Regions from separate parts of the Homo sapiens genome. Here all the other regions are linked to region 1. Evidence: chromatin loops called from intact Hi-C (ENCODE). Cell type or tissue: PC-3. All regions are shown on one strand.

Region 1 (8,000 bases):
AGTCTCAACCTCTAGGCACAAGTGATCCTCCTAGCTCAGCCTCCTAAGTAGCTGGGACTACAGGCGTGCCCCACTACACCTAGCTAACTTTTTTATTATTTGTAGAGATGGGATCTTGCTGTGTTGCCTAGGCTGGTCTTGAGCTCCTGGGTTCAAGTGATCCTCCCACCTTGGCCTCCCAAAGTGTTGGAATTACAGGTGTGAGCCACTGTGCCTGGCAGCAATATTTTTTAAATCATGAGGAAAGCTAAAGATTTTATTTTATAGTTATTGATCATTCATACTTATTTTGTGGTTTGTCTGCCTATTCTTTACCCATTTTTTATATAGGACTGTTACTTGAGTTATTTTCATATTAGAGTTACATCCTTTTCTGTCATACAGTATAGATGTTTGCTCTAGTTTGTTATTGCCTTTTCGTTTACGGTGTTTCACCTAAGTGTGTGTGTGTGTGTGTGTGTGTGCGCGTGTAAAACCTACTGGAAGGTACTATGGGAAATAATCCTTATTTACCTGTCACCCAGAATGCACAGACATTTTTACATTATAGTTTTGGTTTGATATTTTTTATAAAGGAAATTAAATATATAAAAATTGTGTGTGTATTTTAAAACCTACTGGAAAGTACTATAGGAAATAATCCTTATTTACCTATCACCCAGAATGCACAGACATTTTTACATTGTAGCTTTGATTCTGTATTTTTATAAAGGAAATAAAATATTATATAAAAATTGGAATCATCTTGATTCCTTTTCCCATCCTCTCCCTTCCTTCCCTAGGGCAGCTGCCATTATGAATTGAAATTTTCCTACTGTTACCATATATACTATTGTCAATAAAAAACATACAGTACTAGTTTACAGTACTAGTTTGTGGCCGGGCATGGTGGCTCACACCTGTAATCCCAGCACTTTGGGAGGCCGAGGTGGGTGGATCACCTGAGGTCAGGAGTTCGAGACCAGCCTGGCCACCATCTCTACTAAAAATACAAAAATTAGCCGGGTATGGTGGTGAGTGCCTGTAATCCCAGTTGCTTGGGAGGCTGAGGCAGGAGAATCACTTGAACCTGGGAGGCAGAGGCTGCAGTGAACCAAGATCGTGCCACTGCACTCCAGCCTGGGCGACACAGCGAGACTCCGTCTCAAAAAAAAAAAACAAAACAGTACTAGTTTGTGTATGTGTGTGTGCGCACTCTCAAACTTACACATATACGATCATTGGTATATCTTCAGGCATTTTGCCTTATTTGCACTGGTGTTCAGTTCAATTAATAATGATATGCATAGATCTAGCCCTTTCATTTTGACTGCTGTCTGGTATTACATCCAGTAAATACAGCTCCAGTTTCTTCGTCTATTTATCAATTCTCATATCTAGTGAACACTGAAGACGCTTCTAGTTTTTCCATAACAACGTTGCCGTGAACATCCATACATGTCTGTCCTCATGCATGTTTGGGTAATCTTCTCAAGGGGCAACCTTAGAAGTGTGTTGTGGATTATGTGTATTTTCAGATCTATTGGCCCTTGACAAATTGTTCCCAAGTAGTCATCCCAGTTGATGATACTCCCACCAGTGTGAAAGGGCTCCTCTTGTCCCACACCTTCCAAGACATGCTATTAGATTTAGTAATTTTTGCCAATCTATGAAAGTGAGATAGAATCTCATTGTGGTTTTAGTTTGCATTATCCTGATTGTTGATAGGATAGAACATCTTTTTATTATAGATATTGGGGTTATGATTAATAATCCTGGTTATTCCTAAGGTATAACAGGTTTTCTATTCTATGCACTTTCTCTTCCTGCCCTTTGCTCATTTCCCCATTGGATTATTTATCTTTTTCTTATTAATTGGTGTTCTTTGTGTCTTAGGTACTAATACTATTTTAATTTATTTTATTTATTTATTTTTGAGACAGAGTCTTGCTCTGTTGCCCAGTCTTGACTCACTGCAATCTCCACCTCCTGGGTTCAAGTGATTCTTCTGCCTCAGACTCCCAAGTAGTGCGTGGCACCATGCCTGGCTAATTTTTTTTTTTTTTTTTTTTGAGACAGAGTCTCCCTCTGTCACCCAGGCTGGAGTGCAGTGGCATGATCTCGGCTCACTGCAACCTCCGCCTCCTAGGTGCAGGCGATTCTCCTGCCTCAGTCTCCCAAGTAGCTGGGGTTACAGGTGCATGCCACCATGCCCAGCTCTTTTTTGTATTTTTAGTAGAGATGGGGTTTCACCATATTGGCCAGGCTGATCTCGAACTCCTGACCTCAGGTGATCCACCTGCCTCAGCCTCCCAAAGTGCTGGCACTACAGGCTTGAGCCACTGTGCCCGGCCAATTTTTGTACCTTTTGTAGAGACAAAGTTTCACCATGTTGGCCAGGCTGGTCCCAAACTCCTGACCTCAAGTGATCCTCCCGTGTCAGCCTCCCAAAATGCTGGGACTACAGACGTGAACAACTGTGCCCGGCCAGATACTAATAGCATTTTATATGTGCTTTGGCCATCTTCTGATCCATGGCTTACTCTTCCTTTTTTCTTTAACTCAACATGTACTGCACTCTGTTAGAGTATTGCCAAAGCTTCCCCTCCAAGTATGAAGCTGACTTAGCTATATCTTCAAGGAATGTAGCATATACTCAGAGTATTAAAAAGTCCTACAGGAACCTACAGGAGGGCTGGGGGAAACATTCAGACAACACTAGATCTGGTAGCAACGACCACCACAGCAAAGAAGATGGATTTGTAGTTAAAGTTACTTCCTTTTTTATGCCTTTTCCGCTGCGTTGATGCTTTCAGGGTCCTCTCTGAGGTCTGAGGAATGTTCTTTGACAGTCTTGTCGCTATCTGCCTTGCGCTGCTTTGCCTCCTGTGGGCGTCACCAGGCGAGGGCAGCCAGTGTTCGTCTGGCGGGTTTCTCTGTATCTCGGGCACTGTTTGTGACAATGATGATTTTACTTTCATTTTGTGGGCTGGCCCCAAAGGGCTTGGTTTAACTTTTTGCAGAGAGTTCATTCAGTTTCTGAAACCCCCACATTGCCTGTTGAGTATGTGTTGAGCCTAGCACTGGAAATGCCCTCAGATCTGTGAATACTGCCAAGTAGGGGATCCCGGGACACCCTCTGCTGACCTTGAGCTCACAGCCCCATTGTGTTTTCCATAAGAGATGAGAGGGACTGATAAAGGATGTTTACCTGTGTTAGCCTTATGGAAGCAAGAGTTCCATCCAAGGAATCAGGGTGCTTTGAACTTTTCCCACTCCCGCCTACTCGTTTTAGGTCAAGAGAAACAAAAATATCCTTCCAACAATGTGTGTTTTCTACAGTTTAGGTGAGAAAAAGATAGGAAAATAATAGTTAACCAATGTATAGGACTCTCCTGATAGGCGGTCACAATGGTCCTGGAGCATATGTCCAAGGTGACTGTCATAAATGCCTGTGGGAAACTGCATCTTCACAAGAGACTGTTGCTTGGATGCCCCCTTGTGTTGCCTCTGCTGTCCTGCCACCAAATGCTTTGCTGGCATCTTTCCAAGCAGATAGGAGGTGCTGGAAGGTGAGCGTAGGATGACTTCCAAGTCAGCCCTTGAGTCTTTTTGCCAAATAGCACCTGCCAGGGCACCCTTCCTCCCGGCCTCAGCCTGCCTGCCTCTCGCCGAGGGCCACGGCATCTTTTAGGAACTGGAAAGTGTCATTGACAGTTGGCGGTTTTTACGTGTTTATTTCTGCCTAAAGATTTTGCTTTTCACTTTTCACTTTTTCCACTGCATATTAAAATTTTTCTTTTTTTACCCTGTGTTTGTGATTTTTTCCTTAGGCCGGAAGCTGAGAGGAAAAGCCTTTTATTTTGTCAACGGCAAAGTGTTTTGTGAAGAAGACTTCCTGGTGAGTGTGTCACCGAAGCCTCCCCTTGCATGTCCTGGCCAGAGTCAGAGGGCAGGGGCCTGGGGGGACCTGGGCCAGCGTGTAGGGAAGCTGCACTGCTGGAGAGAGGGGCCCTGCCTTTCCTTCTGTAGATACTTGGGGGTGGCCATGTTCCTGAGGCCAATGGCAAACCACACAGCTTTGTACTTTGAAGGAACTGTGGGGTCACTTGGCTATCCTCTTGCTGCTTTCTGCAGTTCTGCCTCTTCCACCACCCTGGACTCCTCCTCTTAGACCACTGGACTGGGACCTGGGCTCTCTTCTTCTCATCCCACTCTCTCTGGGGATCTAGCTTCTCCCATGGACTGGAAGTCCATCCATGTGCCAGTGGCTCCCAGACCTGAGCTCTAGCCCTGCCGCACCTCTGAGGCCAGCTGCTGGCATCCCACTGGCCCCTGGGCTGTGTCCCAACCCCTCACGTACCAGCCCCTCACCATATTTCTGTGAAGCAGAAAAATCTTACCTTGCCTTGGGTCCTGATCTGTGAGAATTGCCTCCTAGGTTTGTCCTCAACCCCACCTCCTTGAACGCAGCCAGGCGTTGAACTCTGTGCTGCCATGTCTTCCACAATTCTGCCTCCGTTCATACCTCCGGCATGGCTCAGCCAGGCTAGCTTAACGGCCTCCGCACACCCGCATCAAGAGGCCTTATAGGGCATAAACCTGGCCTGCTTGGTCCCAGCATGTGCAGGGTACAAAGCACACTCAGAAGCTCTCCGAGGTCTGGAATCCCCAGCTGCCCACACCTATGCAACCTCATGCCTTCGTGCCTTTGCTTGGGCCATTTCCCCTGCTTGCAATGTCTTGCCCCTTTATTTTCCCAGATCCCCCCAACAGCCTTCCTGTCCCTCCTGCACCCACAATGGAGGAGCTCTTCTGTGCTGCCACCATGCCCAGGGCCTGCCCTGGCAGGGCTGTGGGCTGTTAGCCCTGAGCAGTATGTCTGCTTACAAGTCTCTCCTCCATTGACTGAAAGCTTCCAGGATAGAAAGAACATGCGTCTTCACCTTCACACCTGCAGATTCTAACAAGATGCCATGCAGACTGGGTGCTTGGTAGTTGGTGGTTGAAATGACTCTGTCATCTCAGGGATGAGGAATGTGAGATGCAGAGATGGGCTCAGGGCCAGCTTCTCCCTGCCTTCCCTTGAGAAAAGCTCTATTTGGTTTTCACTGAAAAGTTGATTCATTATGATTCCTGTTGGCCAGAAACAGACTAGCAAACCCAAACGGGCTTAAGTAAAAAGGAAATTATTCCAGCAGTGCCTCAGGAGTCATTTTCTCCACAGTTTTTGGCCGTGTATCTCAGTGTTAGCTTCAGTCTCAGGTCCTATGTGATGGCCAGATGTTGGGAGGACCCCAGAGTTTACATTCTCTCAGTTTCACATCCGATGGGCAAGAGTGCCAGTCCCTCCTTCGGAATCCTCCACAGACGTCTGATGGAGTCTCATTGGCTCTTACTGGGCCACATGCCCACGCCTGGAAAAAGTAACAGTGCTGGAGGAATGCAAGGCTCTGATGGGCCAGATCTGTCAATGCCCTGCCTGGGCCCTGGCATGGAGCCAGCCCACATGGTGATGGGAGCCACGTGGTGTGGAGCTGGGGGCTGGATCTCAAATGAAAATAGAGAGCTATTACCCCCAGAATGGGGCGTAGGTGCCAGACAACAGAAACCTCCACCACATGGTGTAGAGTTGCAGAAAGTTTCCCTTTTTTGTTTTTCCCAGCTTCCTTTCATAAGGTTTCCCCCAGTTAAGTTGTGTTTGTAATACCCAAACTTCTAGTCTAGCGTGTAGCATCTAGTATGTTTTTTGAAGAGAGCACCTCATGTCTTTCAAGACTGTGTGTGTGTATGTGTTTAGGTAAGATAAGGTAAGGTAAAGTAGATATTTATTAAGTTTCTTTGAAGCTAACTATAAAAGGCATTAGCTTTTTAACCAGAACCGGAGTTGAATTTGATTTCTGTCCTTACCCTTTGTTGGCTGTGTGACCTTGAAAAGTTCACTTAACCTCTCTGAGCTGCCCTCTGCTTCTATTTGAGGATTCTGGGTAATAATGTAGACCTTGCAGAATTGTTGTAAGCATTAGAGTGATGGTTTCAGAATCCCCTGAAAGGCTTGTGAAAACACAGATTGCCAGAACCCACCCCCTGAGTTTCCAAATCAGTAGGTCTGGAGTGGAGCCCAAGGATTTGCATTTTTTACAAGCTTTCAAGTGATGCCAGGGAACTGCTCTTTGAGAACCACTGAGATGGGATTAAAGCATCTCTATATACAGTCCCTTACATAGAGCCTGGCATGCTGTGGGTGCCCAGACACAGTCATTGTTAGAGTGAGTGGTACTAGTATTTGTGATGGCTTTCGTGGCAGAGAATATTCTATGACTCAGCCCACAGCTGTGTTGTACTTGGGGATGACAGAATTCTGCACAGAGTGACACATCTTTCTGAGAAATTCCTTATAATCCTCTTGGCTGTTGGGGAAGTGGCTGATTCATCTTACCAGTCTGGGTTTAACTTTCTTTTCTTTTTCTTCTGCAGTACTCTGGTTTCCAGCAGTCGGCTGACAGGTGTTTTCTTTGTGGACATCTGATCATGGACATGGTGAGTAGGTCAGCCAAAGAAGAGAACAGCATCTCAGGTGGAGGAGGAGGTGTTCAGAGAAAAAAGAAATTAATAATTGAGGACAGTGTTTCTTATCTTGATTTGTGGTTACAGCTGGGCGCAGTGGCTCATGCCTGTAATCCCAGCACTTTGGGAGGCCGAGGCGGGCGGATCACGAGGTCAGGAGTTTGAGACCAACCAGCCTGGCCAATATGGTGAAACCTTGTCTCTACTAAAAATACAAAAATTTTCCGGGCGTGGTGGTGCATGCCTGTAGTCCCAGCTACTTGAGAGGCCAAGGCAGGAGAATTGTTTGAACCCTGGAGGCGGAGTTTGCAGTGAGCCAAGATCACGCCACTGCACTCCAGCCTGGGCAACAGAGTGAGACTCCACCTCAAAAAAAAAAAAAAAGTCCCTGTAAAGTACAGCTTGCTTGTTCTAATAGAACCCACATTGTTGGCTTTTATTGGAATTAACATCTTTAACCATCTAGAGCACACGCTATCATGTTTCCGATAATGCTTTCTCCTCCTCTGGGCTGTTTGAATCGCACTGGCCTCCCTCTGGCTTCTCTGTGATCCTTGTGGCATCCCAGGTGAGATGCTAAATACAGTCTGTTTTTACTGCAGAAATCTCAGCTACCTTGGAGTCAAATGCAGAAAGCCAGAGGAGCAAAGTTGTTTTTCTCCCTGTGTTATGCCCAGCTCACACCATTACGAAGATGAGTTTTTAGGGCCTGTCATTTAGTTCTGAGACAGCAGAGCAAGGACCAGGTTTTATACATTCCATTCTTTGCTCAGTCACTGGCTCTCTGAGGTTATTTTGGGCTTCAGGTCTTCAGTGGGGACAATTTTTCCCTAGAGGGTTAGGTTATGAGGTTAATGAATACAACATCAAATTGTTCACCATTGGAAACCAGCCTTTAAGAAGTTCTTTAATATACTGATCAGAGGAAATGATTATATAACATACTTTAAGTTGGAAACAGTTAAGTCCCTCTCTAAGCTGACTCATTAATTTCATTCTAGAGAAGATAATTTCTAATTATTAGTATTTTTAATTTTACCTTTTTATTGAGAAATAACTCATAGAGTAAAAGATACTAATCTTAAGTGTACATCTGAACGAGTTTTCACATGTGCATATACCCCTGTAACCACCACCCAGATCAAGATATAGAACACTTCCCAAACTCCAGAAAGTTCCTTCTTGTCTATTCCCACTCAAGACCCCACTCCCACAAAGGCAACCATTATTCCAACTTCTATTGCCAGAAATTCATTTTGCTGGTTTTGGAACTTCATATAAATAGAAACATATAGTATAGACTCTTTCAGGTCTTATTACATATGTTTTTGAGCTTCATCCATGCTGTTACCTGTATTGGTAGTTTATTGATTTGTATTGCTAAGTGGAATTCCATTGTATGGATATAGCACAATTTATTTCTCCATCTCATGTTGATGGGGATTTGGTGGTTT
Region 2 (8,000 bases), 270 kb before region 1:
TTTTTGCATCTTTGATGTTAGGGGTTACTGACCCTTTATATTTTCTATTAAAAAGTTTGTGTTTAGCTCAATTGAATTGCTAAAGTATTCTTTTCAGGGAAAGAAATTATTAAAAGTAAGAGGAAAGCACAGGGCCAGAACACTGGACTGTGCCAAATGGAAAGATAAGCTCTGGGGAGGGTTTGAGGCAGCTCATAGTGTGCTTTCTGCCCTCTTTTTCAGGGCCTTCTCACCTTCTGAAGAATGGCTTCTGTTTGGCAGAGATTGGGTTTTTATGCCTCTCTTCTGAAAAGACAGCTAAATGGTGGGCCAGATGTCATCAAGTGGGAAAGGAGAGTAATTCCCGGATGTACCAGAAGCATCTACAGTGCCACGGGAAAGTGGACAAAAGAGTATACATTGCAGACAAGAAAGGATGTTGAGAAATGGTGGCATCAACGAATAAAAGAACAGGCCTCCAAAATTTCAGAAGCTGATGTGAGTATTCTGAGAGATTCTAAGAGGGTAGAGAAGAGGGGTTGAAGGTTTGGACCCTGGGGTTAGACTACCTGGTTCAAATAAGATATTAAATATGTGACCTTGAACCAAATTGTTGAATTTCTCTGTGCTTCAATTCTCTTATCTGAGATGGAGAGTGATCATAATAGTGCCCACCTGCACTATTGGGAGGGGTAAATGGATTGGGAGGCATAAATGAGGTGATACAAAGGTAGTGTTTACAAGAGTTTCCAATGTGGTGGATGCACACATAGTAATATTGCGCACGAGGTGTATGACAGACAGCAGCAAACCAGGTGTTCTAGAGCAACATTTACTGGGGAAGCTCATCAAAATAGGAGCTCTACCAGATGATGGGTCCTTTGTGGTCCATTGCATGGTGGGGCAGCACACAGGGATCTGGCAGGGTCATATCTGAGACTCCAGGAGAGGCACCTGGGCTCCTCGCTGGCTACATGTTCTGAGAAGTAACTGCCCCTTCCCTGGCAATCGTAGCCTCCAACTCTGTTCTGCTGCCTTAGCATCATGGTTTGGGGCACACCAGCCCTTTCACTGTTGTGAACTGGGGTAGGGTCTAACCTTGAGGTAGCAGCTACATGAGTTAGTGGACCCTTGGCTTCTGCACCAGGTACACCAGCTCGGCACTCTACCTGAATTAATGGTGGAAGCATAATACTTGGCTGCAGCCAGTTTCCACAGAGTGCTCTCTGTTCCTTTTCTGGGAGGCCAGCTTGCTGGGAATCAGTCTGGAACGTGTTAACCCTTACCTCTTGATACTGGTCAAAATGACAGCTGGGAGATGTGATTGTTACATGAAATGTTTGAATCTGATTGGAGTTTTAAATTCTGATCATCTCTTTGTAGTAGTTATAGTCAAATAATACAAACCCTCTATGTTTAATAAAGAGATTAGGCCCAAGGCAAGCAGCTGAATAAGTACAGCTGCACAAGACCACACCTCTCTAGACTTGCCTTTTCCCCATCTCCTGATTCGGTCAACACATTCATTCTTTCTGTGAGATTGGTGGTTATGAAAAATGAGTAAGGGGAGGAGAGCTATTTGTGTTAAACTGAAAGATGATTTTGGGCAATGGTTAGAAAGAAAAATTGCTATTGAAAAAGATGTAGTGTGTAACAAGTAAAATGAAATGAAAAAAAGGGAAGGTTTGAATGTAATACATAATTTTACAATGAAAGCTTGACTTCTACCTTGTTAGGAAGTGAAAAGCCCTTGTGTCAACATCATCAGACTAATGTAACTTAATAGATTTTGAAAACAAACTCTTAAGGAGCAGTTTAATTCTGAGTGAGGACAGTAAAATTAGCTTTTTTTTCCCTTTTGGTTTAGATAATCATTTATTGACTTCCAAATGTTTTGATGTTGTAGCTTACTGATTTTGTGACATCTCATTCTTCTTAAGCATACAGTTTTTTAAAATATCAAATGGATCAAAATAAATTGTTTTAGCAATTGGGGAGATAGCATAAGGGGCATTGTGTGTGATCCCCTGGCAGCCCCCTATCAGGGTTTGAATCAAGGAATGGCAAAGCAGAGTGAGCACTCAGTGAGTGAGCCAGAGCCTGGGCTGCAATGCTGGCTCTGCCCCAGGAAACCTGTGTGATCCAGGCCACATCATTTAATGTTTTGGATTCTGGGCTCCTTGCATTGTTTATCTCACAGAATTGTTTTGAAAATCAAATGAGAAAATGTGTGACAAAATGCATTTTACAAACTGAAGTGGTACATAAATAAAAGATACACAAAGATCAGAACGTGGTGTGTCTATCAGGACCTGAGACTATGACGGAATGCTCATGGATTTTGAAGCATTTATAATCGATCTCACTCTGGTATCAGATTCACTTGAAATCCACTCACATAAGTTTTTTGAAATGGAATGTCTTGAAATCACCATATTTATCATTTAAAAAATAATTTGCATTTAATGAGCATTTAACCATGTGCCAGGCACTGTCTTTCAATTGATTATCTCATTTAATCCTGAAACAACCCAGCGGGTAGGTATTATTATCCTCATTTTTGGAGTAAGAAAACTGAGGCTCAGAAAAAGGTTTAGGTAATTTGCCAAGACATGGCAGAGCCAGGATTCAAAATCAAATGTGTGTTTGATTCCTGAGCTCATGCTTTTCCACACAGAAACCTTCTTTTGTCTCACCTTTGATTTACAGTTAGCAAACTGATCCCAGAAGGCAAAAGAATTTGCCCAAGGCCTCACAGCTAGTGACAAAGCTAGGACCAGAACTGGGGCTCCGGATTCCTATTGAGGTGCTCCTTTTACTCTGTCACCCTCTAGGCTCAGCCACAGCTTCAGAGCGTGATCTATAAAGAGGCAGAAGTCATCTTTCTTCTAAAGTCAGAAGCTGACAAAAATAATAGGACCCACTTATAAAAGCCATCCTTTCCCTATCATTTAAATCTTAATCTCTTTTAAAGGCTTAAATTCTTATACTTTTATATAATTATGAAAATTTCCCTTTCAATCAGATTCTTGCTCAATTATAACAGAAACTCCCATCATTCCTTCTCTCTTTTCCACCCCCAGATGATAGAACTCATTTCATTGTCACAGAGGAAAATGACTTAATTCATGCAGAAAAGCAAAAGGCAGGGACAGGCAATAAGCTGAATACCTTTTCTGTAATAAACAGAAATCTTCATGAATATTAAAGACTTTAGAAAACAATACTTTTCTATGTATCTTTTATGAACTCAGATTTGGATTTTGGCTTAGCTAGTATATAATTATTCATTTGATTTTGCTATTAATTTAATCTTTATTGAACAAATGTAAAACAAGAGATGCTAGTAAAGAAATTACAGGTGGAAAATGTTTGGGGCAAGATTGGTAAATTAAATACATAACAAACATTAGTATAATAAAAATAATTTTATGTAAAAACTTTCAAATGAAAAACTAGAAACAGCTTAGATCAAGGATTTTACTGTTTTCCTAGCTCCCAAAGAACTCTTAACAGCTATTTTCCCATATTCCTAAAAATTTCTGAAGAATAAGCCATAAGCCTAATTCATTGTAAGGAGTAAGGCATGAATTGAGTGGATAGTTTTCTTCTGATTCTGCACTAAGTAAAAGAATGGGGTCTTGTACCTCCTTGGACGACTTGCTCATAAGCTGAGAAGGTTATCTGCCACTCACTTTCTTAAGGACAGTTATTAAGTTCCTGAGTTCCCACCAACCCCTGAATCTCAGGTCCTCTCTCAGATTTCTGTGGTTTTCCTAAGAGTTATAAATCTGCAGTTTCTAATTAAAGTGTCTGACCAATGTGTTGCTTTCCATCCTGTTTGTATAAATCCATTGTAGTTGTCATTTCAGCAGTTCCAGATGATTTTCTAATTTGTGTATGATCCAGATTTCTTAATTGTTCTCTTTTTCCCATCTCTTCCTTCAGGCAGCTTAACACTCCTTGGTAATTTCTAGAGGATGGGCAGCACAAAGAAAAGTTCTACTCTAGTTTTTGTGGGTTTCTTTTTGCCACGTGCTAATGGTTCCGTTAAAGGTTTGTTTAACTTCTTTGCTGAAAGAAGTTTACGAACTCCTTGGCAAGAATCTGATTTCTGGTTTCTTCTGCTCTACTGATTATATTTGGTTTATGTGTATTATCAGTCATGCGAACATTCAGCAAACAATATTTAAAAACCCCATCCCACATATGTACATAAAAGAAGGGTTATGAATATTCTGTTTCGTGTTTGTTTGCATTACTTCAGGGGAAGCAAATTCTTAAAGAACTGGAGTAAAGTTCTAGCAAGGGAATAAGGCCAGGAAGAAAAAACAGAAGGCAGAAATAAATAAAAGCAGAAGTTCTGACCCTTAGTGACGAAACAGAATCAGTTACCCAGTTACCTGTTGCTCTTCCTTTCTCTCCAGCCCCTCCACCCTTGACCCTGTCATGAGATGATTTAAACTTGGGTGTGGGGAACCCTCCTATTACTTGGGTAGGATTTGTGAAGTTTGCTGGGTAAAAAGTGCTCCATAGGGGCCAGTTATCAGGCTTTTGGAGCACAAAGGCCAACGAACATTTATCCAACATTTTATGAAACTCCTGCTGGCACTGGGGGCAGACGTGGAGAAAGAGGTGACTAAAGCACAGTTCTTGCCCTTGAACAGTAGGTCCCCCCATGAACAGTAGGTCCCCCCAGTAGGAGTTAATTCAAGGACTACCATCTTTGTTTGCCTTATCCATTCATGTGCACACTCATGACGACATTCATCATTTTACCAGGGGAAGAATTAAGATGCCAGAAGTCAGTGATCCAATAAGGACTCATTGGCCTGTGTTCCTTCTGTTCAGATACATGTACAGTTGTCTATGTTTCTCATGATGAAGCTGCTTCTTTGGAAGCTGGAGAGTTATATAACCCTGGTCTGAGGCTGCTTATTTATCATCCCTGGAGAACAACAACCTTCTCCCTTTTTAAAAGGATCTTCTCATTACCTTCCCATTTCAACATTTTTGTTGAAAGATAGGCTCTCAATACAATGGGGAAACTCAGGACCCAAATTGGTACTTTAGGATCCTGTTATTACTGCTAAACCTACGTCAGAATGCAGCTATAGAGAATTTAGGAAGAGACTCCATTTTTAGAGATGTTACATCTATGTGATTCAACTATTGCTTCTTTGAATTATATGGATATATGTATGTTAGAGCTTCCTTCGGAAAAACAAACAGTTCTTTAAGGACCTAGATAGAAGCTGTCTTAAAAGAGAAGTGTTTTTTTGTTTTGTTTTGTTTTGTTTTGTTTTTTTAATGGAGTAGCCATTCTTTTATCCCTTTACTTTCCTAATAATCTTGCTTTCGCTTTCTTCTACAGACTGGCGCTGAATTCTTTCTTGCGTGAGATCCAAGAACCCTCTCTTCGGGTCTGCATTGGGACCGCTTTTCTTTCTTTCTTTTTTTTTTCCATAGGTTTTTGGGGTACAGGTGGTATTTGGTTACATGAGTAAGTTATTTAGTGGTGATTTGTGAGATTTTGGTGCACCCCTCACCCGAGCAGTATAGGCTGTACTCTATTTGTAGTCTTTTATCCTTCACCCCCCTTTCCACCCTTCCCCCAAAGTCCCCAAAGTCCATTGTATCATTCTTATGCCTCATAGCTTAGCTCCCACATATCAGTGAGAACATAAGATGTTTGGTTTTCCATTCCTGAGTTACTTCATTTAGAATAATAGTCTCCAATCTCACCCAGGTCACTGCAAATACTGTTAATTCATTCCTTTCAAAAAATAAGTTTTTAAAAGAGAAAAAAAAAAGATATATGGGTACTTAACACTTAGAGGTTGTTTGGCATTATTTTGGACATTCTTTAGCTTAAACCAGGGCTTTGAATTTTGCTTTTTGACATTTTAATTGATTTACATTCTGGGAACACTCTTTTTAAAAGGAAACTTTTAAAATGTTAAATTATTACTTTGTGTAAAATGCCAAAATATTATGTATACATGCAGAGTTCCCAGAAAATGCTTAATAAATACTCATTGTCGTTCTTTCCTAGAAATCGAAGCCAAAATTTTACGTGCTTTCCATGTTCCCTTATCCTTCTGGTAAGCTGCACATGGGCCATGTGCGTGTCTACACCATCAGCGACACCATAGCACGGTTCCAGAAGATGAGAGGGATGCAGGTAAGAACAGGTGCCTGCTGGAGCAGCCCTTGTCTGCCACACGCAGGGTTGGCATGTAGTAATATGTGTTCAAGACAAATGAAGAAAACCAACTTTAGTTAAGATTAGGACAGCTTTGAAGATGGACATGAAAAGCTCAGTGTTTCCTTTTATGGATTAGATGATATTATAATAAAGCATCTAGGTTAATTGGGGGGCAGCCATGAGTTGGGTGTTGTGCTGGGGTGGAGATCAGATGGGAATGGGGTGAAAGGTAGATACAAATGTGGATAACACTGATAATCTTCCCAGGAGATACTCACCCATGAGTAGAGAATCATTGTATATAACGAACTGAGGTCAACAGTACAAATACACATCAGTGCTATGAGTGGCAGGTGAGACTGCAAGATATTTCTTTCTGTTCTATTTGATATTTTCCATATTCTTTGAGCATGTATTTCTTTTCTTTTTTTTTTGAGGCGGAGTCTTGCTCTGTCGCCCAGGCTGGAGTGCAGTGACGCAGTCTCGGCTCACTGCAACCTCCCCCTCCCGGGTTCACGCCATTCTCCTGCCTCAGCCTCCCGAGTAGCTGGGACTACAGGTGCCCACCACCACGCCTGGCTAATTTTTTGTATTTTTAGTAGAGACGGTTTCACTGTGTTAGCCAGGATGGTCTTGATTTCCTGGCCTCGTGATCCGCCCACCTTGGCCTCCCAAAGTGCTGTGATTACAGGTGTGAGCCACCATGCCCGGCAGAGCATGTATTTATTTTCTAATGGAAAAAAATAATTTTTTTAAGAAAAGATATTTGGGGAGTAACAACTCTGGGGAGTTGGGGAAAGTGCCACTAAAGAAGGAACATCTGGTCTGGGCACCTGGCTCATGCCTGTAATTCCAGTGCTTTGGGAGGCCCAGGCAGGAGGATTACTTGAGCCCAGGAGTTCGAGACCAGCCTGAGCAATGTAGCAAAACCCTGTCTCCACAAAAAATACAAAAAATTAGCTCAGTGTGGTGGCACACACCTGTAGTCCCAGCTACTCAGGAGGCTGAGGTGGGAGAATCACATGAACCTGGGAGGTCAAGGCTGCAGTGAGTTGTAATTGTGTCACTACACTCCAGCCTGGGCAACAGAGTGAGACACTATCTTAAAAAAAAAAGAATCTGATATGGGCCTTGAAGAATGAGGTGAAATTTATTGTGAGAGAGGAGGACAAACGCCCTTCCTTGGCTGATGTGGGCCATTCCTCTTTACCCCCCGCCTGCTTTTTAAAAAAATTTTTTTGAGACAGGGTCTCATTTTGTCACCCCGGCTGGAGTGCTGTGGTTGCAATCACAGTTCATTGCAGCCTCGACCTCCCAGGCTCAACTTCCGACTCTGTCTCCCAAGTAGCTGGGACTATAGGTGTGTGCCACCACGCTCAGCTAATTTTTTGTAATTTTTGTAGAGACAGGGTTTCACCATGTTGTTCAGGCATGTCTTGAACCCCTGGGCTCAAGCAATCCACCCACCTCAGCCTCCCAAGGTGCTAGGATTATAGATATGAGCTACCGCACCTAGCCCAGAGCCTAATCTTTACTAGCAATCTTTAGCAACACATCATCTTTAAGATGGGTGTTGGATAATCATAATATCTTCTTTATCCACCTACGAAATATGGCAGTATTCAAGAAGGGCTGAGAGCATGGCCCATTGAACCAAACTGCCAGGATTCAAATTCCAGCTCTTAATACTTACAAGCTGTGTGGCCTTTGAGTAGTTAATTAATTAACCTCTTCAACACCTTGTTTTCTCTCATCTATAAAATAGGGATAAAATAGTACCTGCCCCATTGGCCTGTTAAAAGGATTCAAAGAG
Region 3 (8,000 bases), 450 kb before region 1:
CCGACCTCTGGTGAGATCTTTTCCTCTCTGGCAAGCCTCTGGATGTTCTGACTTCAGAGGGGTTCTGGCTGCAGCTTTAACTCAGCCATATGTTGTGACAGCTCTTGGAGCAGCATTACACGGGAGCAATATCCTTCCTGCTAATTGGATCTCAGAATTCATTTTCGGACCAAAGACATCAAATAAACCCAGGAAATACGAAGCCGTTTGCAGTTATGACTTGAGACGAATTGAGTTGTTCATCCTCTAAAGTTGTGTTCTGTTCCTTATCAGCCTCATCTGAAATCTCAGACACAAAAGCAGAGATGTTTCTGCCAGGAGGGGCGGAAAGTTCGGTCTGGTTTTGATATGTGTCTGGAGATGATAAACTTGGGAAGGGAAATATAGCAGATCCAATCCTCCCTCCCCCATCTCCATTAGGTCTTTGGCCTTGATAGATTTCAATATCCTGTGCAGCTGATGTCTGACCCACGCATCAAGAATACAGCCTTCACACACCTGCCGTGAGAAGCCCTCTATGACCTTCTGCAGAGGGAGGGAACTGCCTAAGAGCTGCTGAGTGCAGGAATGCAGGGTGCTAAGAAGCAGGTACCCAGTTTGGGGTTAAAATATGTATAATATATCCATTTGAATACCCATCAATAAATATCAGTCATGCTCACTTTTGGGTGCTGGGGGTTATTGGAGATATTGATTCATTTGTTTTATGAGTGGTATTTTCTAATTTTTCTATGATATAACACTGGTCTAGTAAAGAAATACAAGTTTTAAAAGCAGTTATGCACAACACAGTTCCTTTTTTTTTTGAGATGGAGTTTGGCTTTTGTCTCCCAGGCTGGAGTGCAATGGCGTGATCTCAGCTCACTGCAACCTCTGCCTCCCGGGTTCAAGCAATTCTCCTGCCTCAGCCTCCCGAGTAGCTGGGATTACAGGTGCCTGCCACCACACCGGGCTAATTTTTGCATTTTTAGTAGAGATGGGGTTTCACCATGTTGGCCAGGGTGGTCTCGAACTCCTAACCTCAGGTGATCCACCCGCTTTGGCCTCCCAAAGTGCTGGGATTACGGGCATGAGCCACCACGCCTGGCCATTTCCATTTTTTAATTTGAATAATTACTTATGGTCACACACACGTGTAAAACAAAACTGCAACTACATGCACCAAAATGTTTGCAGGGCTTAGTTTTGGGTAGTAGGAAGATGTGTGGTCTTTTCTTTCTTTTTTACTTAGCAAGGTATTCTATGACTTCAGGCAATGCTGTATGGTAAAATATCCATTCTCAGTCTCTGATGGACCTGCACAGTGTTAACCAACACAGGTCCCCTCTCAGGGACATGGTGATGGCCTTGCACTGGCATGGTGGTATGTGCCTTTCAGGCTGAGTGAGACACTGGAACTCAGTGATCCAAGGAGAGAGGATGGAGCTAGTCCCCTTGGGATAGCTCTGCAGGATAGAAGCCAGCAGAACCTGCTCCCAGCCACCAGGCAGGCTCCTGCCCATGTGCCCCTCCTGCCTGGAGTCTTCCCATGGAGGGTCCTCCATGTGCATGTTCTGCTCTCCATTCTCCCCGTGCCTCAGCCTCCAGCTCCAGGGCACCCACTCCATTCTCCCCTGTGCCTTGCGGTGGGAGCATTTGGGTCTCTCATTTTGTGCGAGTGCGGGGCTGATGAGAAAGGGGATCATCTTTCTGTTCTTAGAGCTGATGTTTCAATTCTCTTTTCCTTCTCTCCTCTTAGTTATTGCCTTTCCTTCTATTTCTTCTGCTTCTTCCCTCTCCAGTCCAAGGGAACCGTTATTAGTAATCATATTTATTATGATTACTGTATAATAATCATATTTATTATTATCACTATTTTCTAGTGTAGTCCTCCCTCAGCAGCTGCAGAGTTATCTAGAAACACAGGAGGGAAGATAGGGCGTAATGTTAAATTCTATGGTAAGAAAATCAGCATCTATCTTGCAAGAACAAATAATACATGGAATTAACTTGAGCCAGGGAATTCCTGAGGATCATAAATATTCTGAAATAAGATTCCAAGGTACTACAATAGCAAGACCACAGTTCTAGATCCTTACACAGTGTGGATCATGATTTAAGTCCAGAGTGGCTACCATAGAAGGCAGCCCTATAGGTAGGCTGGAAATCACAAATGTTACCCCCGGGATAGAAAAGTGCATTGGTAACAGTGGTGGCTCAGAGGGGCCTGGAGTGCCATCGCAAGGGGACTCTGGGGGCTCTGTCAGGTTCTAAACAAGTTTCTCCAACCTGCAGCCACTTGACCTCTAGATTGGGGTTGGGGTATTTGGGGGGTTGGAGAGATAGGGCCAGCAGCCTTCTGTCCCATGCCCACTGACCCTCAGGAAGTCTGATAGGACTGCCAGTAGCCCAGCAAGGACTCTAATCACAGAACAAAAGGGGTCCTGGTGGGGCACCTGGAAGGTAGGTTATTTTCTAGAGTGCCAAAAAAGCTTGCTGGGAGGCATGTTGTCTCCATAGTCAAAATGAGGCCTTGGCATGTTATCAAGATGCCAATCATTTTGATTTTTATCACTGATCCTGTGAAAGCACACAAAAGAATGCATCTTTGGCAGCACTCTAGTGCTTTGAGAGACAGTCCTGGGAATGCTCAGGCAATAAGAACGCCAGGAAAATACTAAGGGTGAGACGAGGAGAAAGGCCTTTAATTGTCCTGAGTGAACAGCCATGCCACCTGTCCTCAGACGACCACAGGAAATCCCCACCCTCCTCAAAATAACCTTGGGCCTTGTCCCATCCCGGGGTGTGGCAGAAAGCATCCAGTGTCAGCACAGGCTTGGAGGATGCCTAGGCTTGGAGGGGATGGTGCACTGGCTGGATCGATTGGGCTGAGGGTTATGTGATCTTGATAGCTGGAAGTGAGGGGCAGAAAAGAAGGCAGCCTCTTAGAAAGACCAGAAACAGAAGATTGCGGCGAAAGCATGGGGGCCTGCTGTCTGCAGAGACCTTGGCTGTAAAGAAAACAGCAGGAGCTGACCGAGGACAGTGTTGCTGTGTGGGGAATGGACAAAAAATTTGTAAATTTAAGTTACTCACCAGACACGGTGACTCATGCCTGTAATCCCAGCACTTTGGGAGGCCAAGGTGGGCGGATCCCTTGAGGTCAGAGTTTGAGACCAGCCTGCCCAACATAGGGAAAACTGTCTCTACTAAAAATATAAAATTAGTCGAGTGTGGTGGCAGGTGCCTGTAGTTCCAGCTATTTGGGAGGCTGAGGCAGGAGAATGGCTTGAATCTGGGAGGCAGAGTTTGCAGTGAGCTAAGATGGTGCCACTGCACTCCAGCCTGGGCAATAGAGTGAGATGCTGTCTCAAAAAAAAAAAAAAAAAAATTAAGTTACTTAGAGCTAATGGGAGATGGTAAGACCAGACGGGTGAGCGTCTTGAAAATGTCTGAGAGCTGGAGGCAAGTAGGAAACTTGTACTTGGGGTAAGAACCAGAGAAAATACCAAGAACAAGAATCCCCGCAGAATGGAGCCTTGGTGAGGAGAATCCAGCGGACCTTAGGCGTCTCCTCATGTGTGGAGGCTGCACAAAGCAGTTTTGCCCTAAAACCAAAGACCCAGCAAGGAAGACCCAAGAAGGGAAGGTGATGTCTGGTAAGTGCCTGCCCACAGTGGACGCAGTAAGCAGCCGTGTTCCAGTTTAAGGTTTGTTCCCCAGCAGTCCCACACATGGTGAAGGGGTTCGGCACTCCCAGCCCAGAATGAGCCCTGTATTGCACTGGGAGAGATGTCCCAGAAGAGGCGCAGCAGAGCCGGGAAGGGCGAAGGCACTGTCTATAGAGCCAGTCTGCCCTGGGGTGGGGAGTTGAAGGGGCGGGGGCTGAACAGAAGGTCTACCAGCAAGAGACCAGAGGGTAGTCAGGAATAGGCCCCACTGAGCACCCATGACAAGGTGCACACAAGGGCCGCCAGCCCCAGTGAGCTGGGTGAATTTGGGCAGTTAGCCTCTGTTATCCCCTCCTTTTCCTAGTGGCTTCTCCGGCCAGAGGAAAAGGCTTAGCTGTGAAATGAATGCCATTTACATTGCTCTTAACTCTCCCAATCCTTTTAGCTCAAAACCTCTTAATCTAGCTGGGAAATGGAGGATATTGGCCCCCAGAAAAAGGAGAGAATAGGAGAGTGAAGACCCACCTCTTCATGCCCCTGATGTTAATGAATCTGGAGGAGGGGCTAGGCCAGGAGAGCCGAGATGCTTGTTCTGACACACTCTCCTTGCTCCCCATTTTGTTTCTAACTATTCTCCTATCCCTCAAGATTCCTAGACCGTGGGGATCCAGAGTGCAAATCTTCCAGATTAAGTTCTTTAGGGATATCCCCTCCTCTATTTTTGGAAAGCTACCAAGCTGATACCGCCATTGTCTGTCAAATGCCCCAGGAGCAGCAGGTAGCTTCCAGCATGGCCAGGTGGCATGGGTGTCAGAGGAGGAGAGTCTAGAGCCAGCACTTCTAGAATGATCCTTTGTCTACTCACCAAACCAAGTCCTGTAATTCTTCTGGGTGGCCACAGATCACACAGGTATGGCAGTGCTGAAAGTCGTGGTTATCATTAATGTTGCTCACTGATGCCAGTTTTCCTCTCCCTTTGGCCACCGGGAAATGTGAACTCCTTGGCTCCCTTGTGATGGGTGGGGCCACATGACAATTCTCATCAATGAGCAGAAAGGACGTGACTTCCTGCCTGGAGCATACTGAATTGCCAGTGTGAGACCCTCCAGGATTTGCTTCCTCCTACCTAGATGATGGCGGCCACCTTGTTGAGCCAGAGTCCCCATAATCTGGGTCCCTGAAGGATTCCAAAGGGCAGAACTCCTGCCACCTTTGGACAGCATGAGCAAGGAAAAAACCTTTTTTTTTTTTTAGACAGAGTCTTGCTCTGTTGCCCAGGCTGGAATGCAGTGGTATGATCTCGGCTCACTGCAACCTCACAGGGGTTCAAGCGATTCTCCTGTCTCAGCCTTCCAAGTAGATGGGACTATAGGTGCGTGCCTATAGTGCATGCCCGGCTAATTTTTGTATTTTTAGTAGAAATGGAGTTTCACTGTGTTGGCCAGGCTGGTCTCAAACTCCTGACCTCAAGTGATCCACCCACCTTGGCCTCCCAAAGTGCTGGGATTACAGGGGTGAGCCACCGCGCCCGGCCTGGAATAAACCTTTCTTGCACAAGCCACCAGAAGCTGAGATTGCTTATTACTGGAGCATAACCTGGTGTATCCTGACTGATAAGGTGATGTGAGGGGGAAAGAAACAAGGCATCCTCCTTTGATTCTGGTTATTAGAGAACTATCCAGACGGAAGAGAAAAAGTAGAAATGTGTGATCTGTGTAAAAGAAATGCAAATGAGGCCGGGCGCGGTGGCTCACGCCTATAATCCCAGCACTTTGGGAGGCCGAGGCGGGCAGATCATGAGGTCAGGAGATCGAGACCATCCTGGCTTACACGGTGAAACCCCGTCTCTACTAAAAATACAAAAAATTAGCTGGGCGTGGTGGCAGGCGCCTGTAGTCCCAGCTACTTGGGAGGCTGGAGCTGGAGAATGGCGTGAACCCGGGAGGTGGACCTTGCAGTGAGTCAAGATCGCACCACTGCACTCCAGCCTGGGTGACAGAGTGAGACTCTGTCTCCAAAAAAAAAAAAATGCAAATGAGAAGCATTTTTGTGATGTGCTCCTCATATGTGCCTAATGACCACATGGCTAGAACAATTCTGCACGTTGTTGGGTAAATTGCCTGTCACAGGTGGGGTTCCTCAAGAAGCAGTCTGTGAGATAGAGATCACTGTGCAAGAGGCTTATTAGGGAGTGTGGATTAAGGCCTGTGGAAGGGAAGGAATGGGAGGAGGCAGACGTGGACAGAGGGAGTAGTTCAACTCCATGAAATCTCCATGGACACCTCAGCCAGCCCTGAGGGAAGTCAGTCTTGAATGGAAGAGGGGCGGGCGCTGGAGGGTAGTGGAGGACCCTTCAGAGCTGCCCCAGTTGTGGCCAGAGGGCTGGGTCTTTCTGCCCCTGTGTTGATCAGTCATTGGATGTGGTGCCCCAGGTAGGAGGTGCGGCTTTAGACAGGGTGGTCTCTTCCGCTGAGGCAAGACCCAAAGAAGACTAAAGTGTTCAGATCTGGGGCTGGAGGCAGCTCTCTGGATGAAAGCAGAAAACTCAGTAAGGCAGCCTTCGGCAGCAGCTGGATATTAAACAAGGGGTATCCATTCTCCCCAGGAGTAAACTTTCTCTCAGGAGAAGCAAAAATAACTGACAATGATGATTTATCCTGGGGACTCCGCTATATCATTTGCAACTCAAGCTGGCCCCACGAAGCTTTATAAATGGGCTGGAATCTGGGGGTGCCATGTGCACATGTACACAGGCTAAAATGGCACACGTCTTTTCCTGTCATAGAACTCCTGACTTATCCTTAGTAAATTACGTACTTGGAAGCGTTTCACTACTGAGATGATGCAAATCAAACTGACTAGAAAATACAGACCCCACAGATGAACTTGTCAAGGCCTGACTTCCTTTACCCAGTGGGCGACTACAGCTGAACAAGATCAAAAGGACCTACAGGCTCTGTCCTCACTTTCTGGGACTAACTAGTCCATCAGTGATACACACACACACACACACATAGCCCAGAACACACATGCACACATGCAGGTTCCACTGGCAATTCTGAAAGTCAATAGATGTTGATATTTCAATCACCCCTAAAAGGTAGATGTTAGGGCCCATATATAGAAAGTTCCATTAAGTGCCTGAGTGTCTCATTTAAAATTAATGCTATCAGGTTCTTTGGGGTTTGTAGCTACACAAAATCTGACATTGGCTAGGGTAGGTCAACAAAACGGTGGACCTTGAGCAGTGAGCTCCTAATTTTCCTGGGAAAAGAAGTTTCTAGTGACGAACAATACCATTCAGGGAGGCAGAAATCCTGGATTTAGTCTCAGCTCTGCCTCGTGTAGCTGTGTGATTGTAGACAAGATGCTCAATCTCTCTGAGCCATGGTATACATCTTGGAAAAAAGCAGGGAGAGTGATTACATGTGTGTACAAAGAATACATAATGTGTCTCCAGAGTTATAAATGCTATGATTACATTAAATTGATCAAGGTTAGCAAAATTATTGACTTTTCTCCTGCCAGTTACCACAGGGTTAAAAAATGGTGATGCTTACAACCTACAAAGATCAATACTCCACCCTCTCCCCTCTCAGGGGCTGGTACCTGCTACAGATATCTCAGGACCTCAAAGAGTCAAAGGGGCAGCTGAAGCTGCAGGGCAATGACCCAGCCTCTCCTTCAGCCAGATTGCTGGGAAAATAAGCATCCCATTTATTTGATATAATAGACATCTCAAGATAAAAGGAGACAACCTACATTTGAGGGTTCCATTCCACTAGAACACAGCAGAGCAGTTCTCAAACTGGTAATGCATAGGAATGCCTTGGAGGGCATGTGAGAACACAGATTGCTAGGCTTTATCCCAGAGTTTCGGATTCTATAGGTCCTGGGTGGAGCCCAAGTTTTGCATCTCCAAGTTCCCAGGTGATGCTGATGTTGCTGGTCCAGGGACCAGGCTTTGAGAACTATAGCTCTAGACCAATCTCAGATATGCTTGCAAAATGAGGACGAGATGGAGCAAGGGAAAGCAGCTTTCAAAGTCTCTTAAAAACGCTTTTAAAATAATTTTTAATATTAAGTCTCTTTAAGGACTTTTTACTTATTCTTCTGAAAACCTGGAAGAATTTGAAACTACTACACAGCAGACACTGTAACATGGAAACCAAGAGTGAGGAAAATCTTGTGATCATTAACTATTTATCCCCCAAGAGTTTATCTTTTTAAAAAATCTAAATGCCAAAATAATATCTCAGGTTTTAATACCAGCTTTTGGAATGTGCTTATCTGCTAAAGTTCATGCATATGAAAAGAAATCTACATGCCTTTTAAAGTGAGTCATTTTCG

What was found. A loop is a pair of places that touch in the nucleus more often than their neighbours do. Peaks named below come from ENCODE experiments on the same cell type or tissue, not always from the same donor. Only the 100,000 strongest peaks of a DNase experiment are listed, where the experiment ranks them.
Region 2: a loop joins it to region 1, with 8 times the contacts of the local background. A loop is called at or near these places in 7 of 110 quality-filtered maps.
Region 3: it touches region 1 in a loop (7-fold over the local background); 37 of 110 quality-filtered maps call a loop at or near these places.

What each region holds. Positions count from the first base shown.
Region 1 is chr3:45,661,838-45,669,837 of GRCh38, forward strand. LIMD1 (LIM domain containing 1) reads left to right here. Exons shown (of 8, transcript NM_014240.3): 3 at 3,813-3,880; 4 at 6,457-6,519. Among named protein-coding and RNA genes, the nearest start is that of LIMD1-AS1, 23 kb to the right of the region's middle. In PC-3, a CTCF peak has its summit at 3,490 (motif pointing left); DNase peaks (open chromatin) are centred at 3,504, 5,014 and 6,324; H3K27ac peaks cover 2,892 bases.
Region 2 is chr3:45,394,211-45,402,210 of GRCh38, forward strand. LARS2 (leucyl-tRNA synthetase 2, mitochondrial) reads left to right here. Exons shown (of 22, transcript NM_015340.4): 3 at 223-477; 4 at 6,035-6,163. The coding sequence starts at 244. Among named protein-coding and RNA genes, the nearest start is that of LARS2, 9.6 kb to the left of the region's middle. In PC-3, no CTCF peak of the experiment used is centred here; no DNase peak of the experiment used is centred here; H3K4me3 peaks cover 809 bases; H3K27ac peaks cover 1,296 bases.
Region 3 is chr3:45,216,114-45,224,113 of GRCh38, forward strand. LOC101928636 (a long non-coding RNA gene) reads left to right here. Exons shown (of 4, transcript XR_001740675.2): 4 at 1-661. Among named protein-coding and RNA genes, the nearest start is that of TMEM158, 6.2 kb to the right of the region's middle. In PC-3, no CTCF peak of the experiment used is centred here; DNase peaks (open chromatin) are centred at 2,628 and 3,098; H3K4me3 peaks cover 2,024 bases; H3K27ac peaks cover 2,191 bases.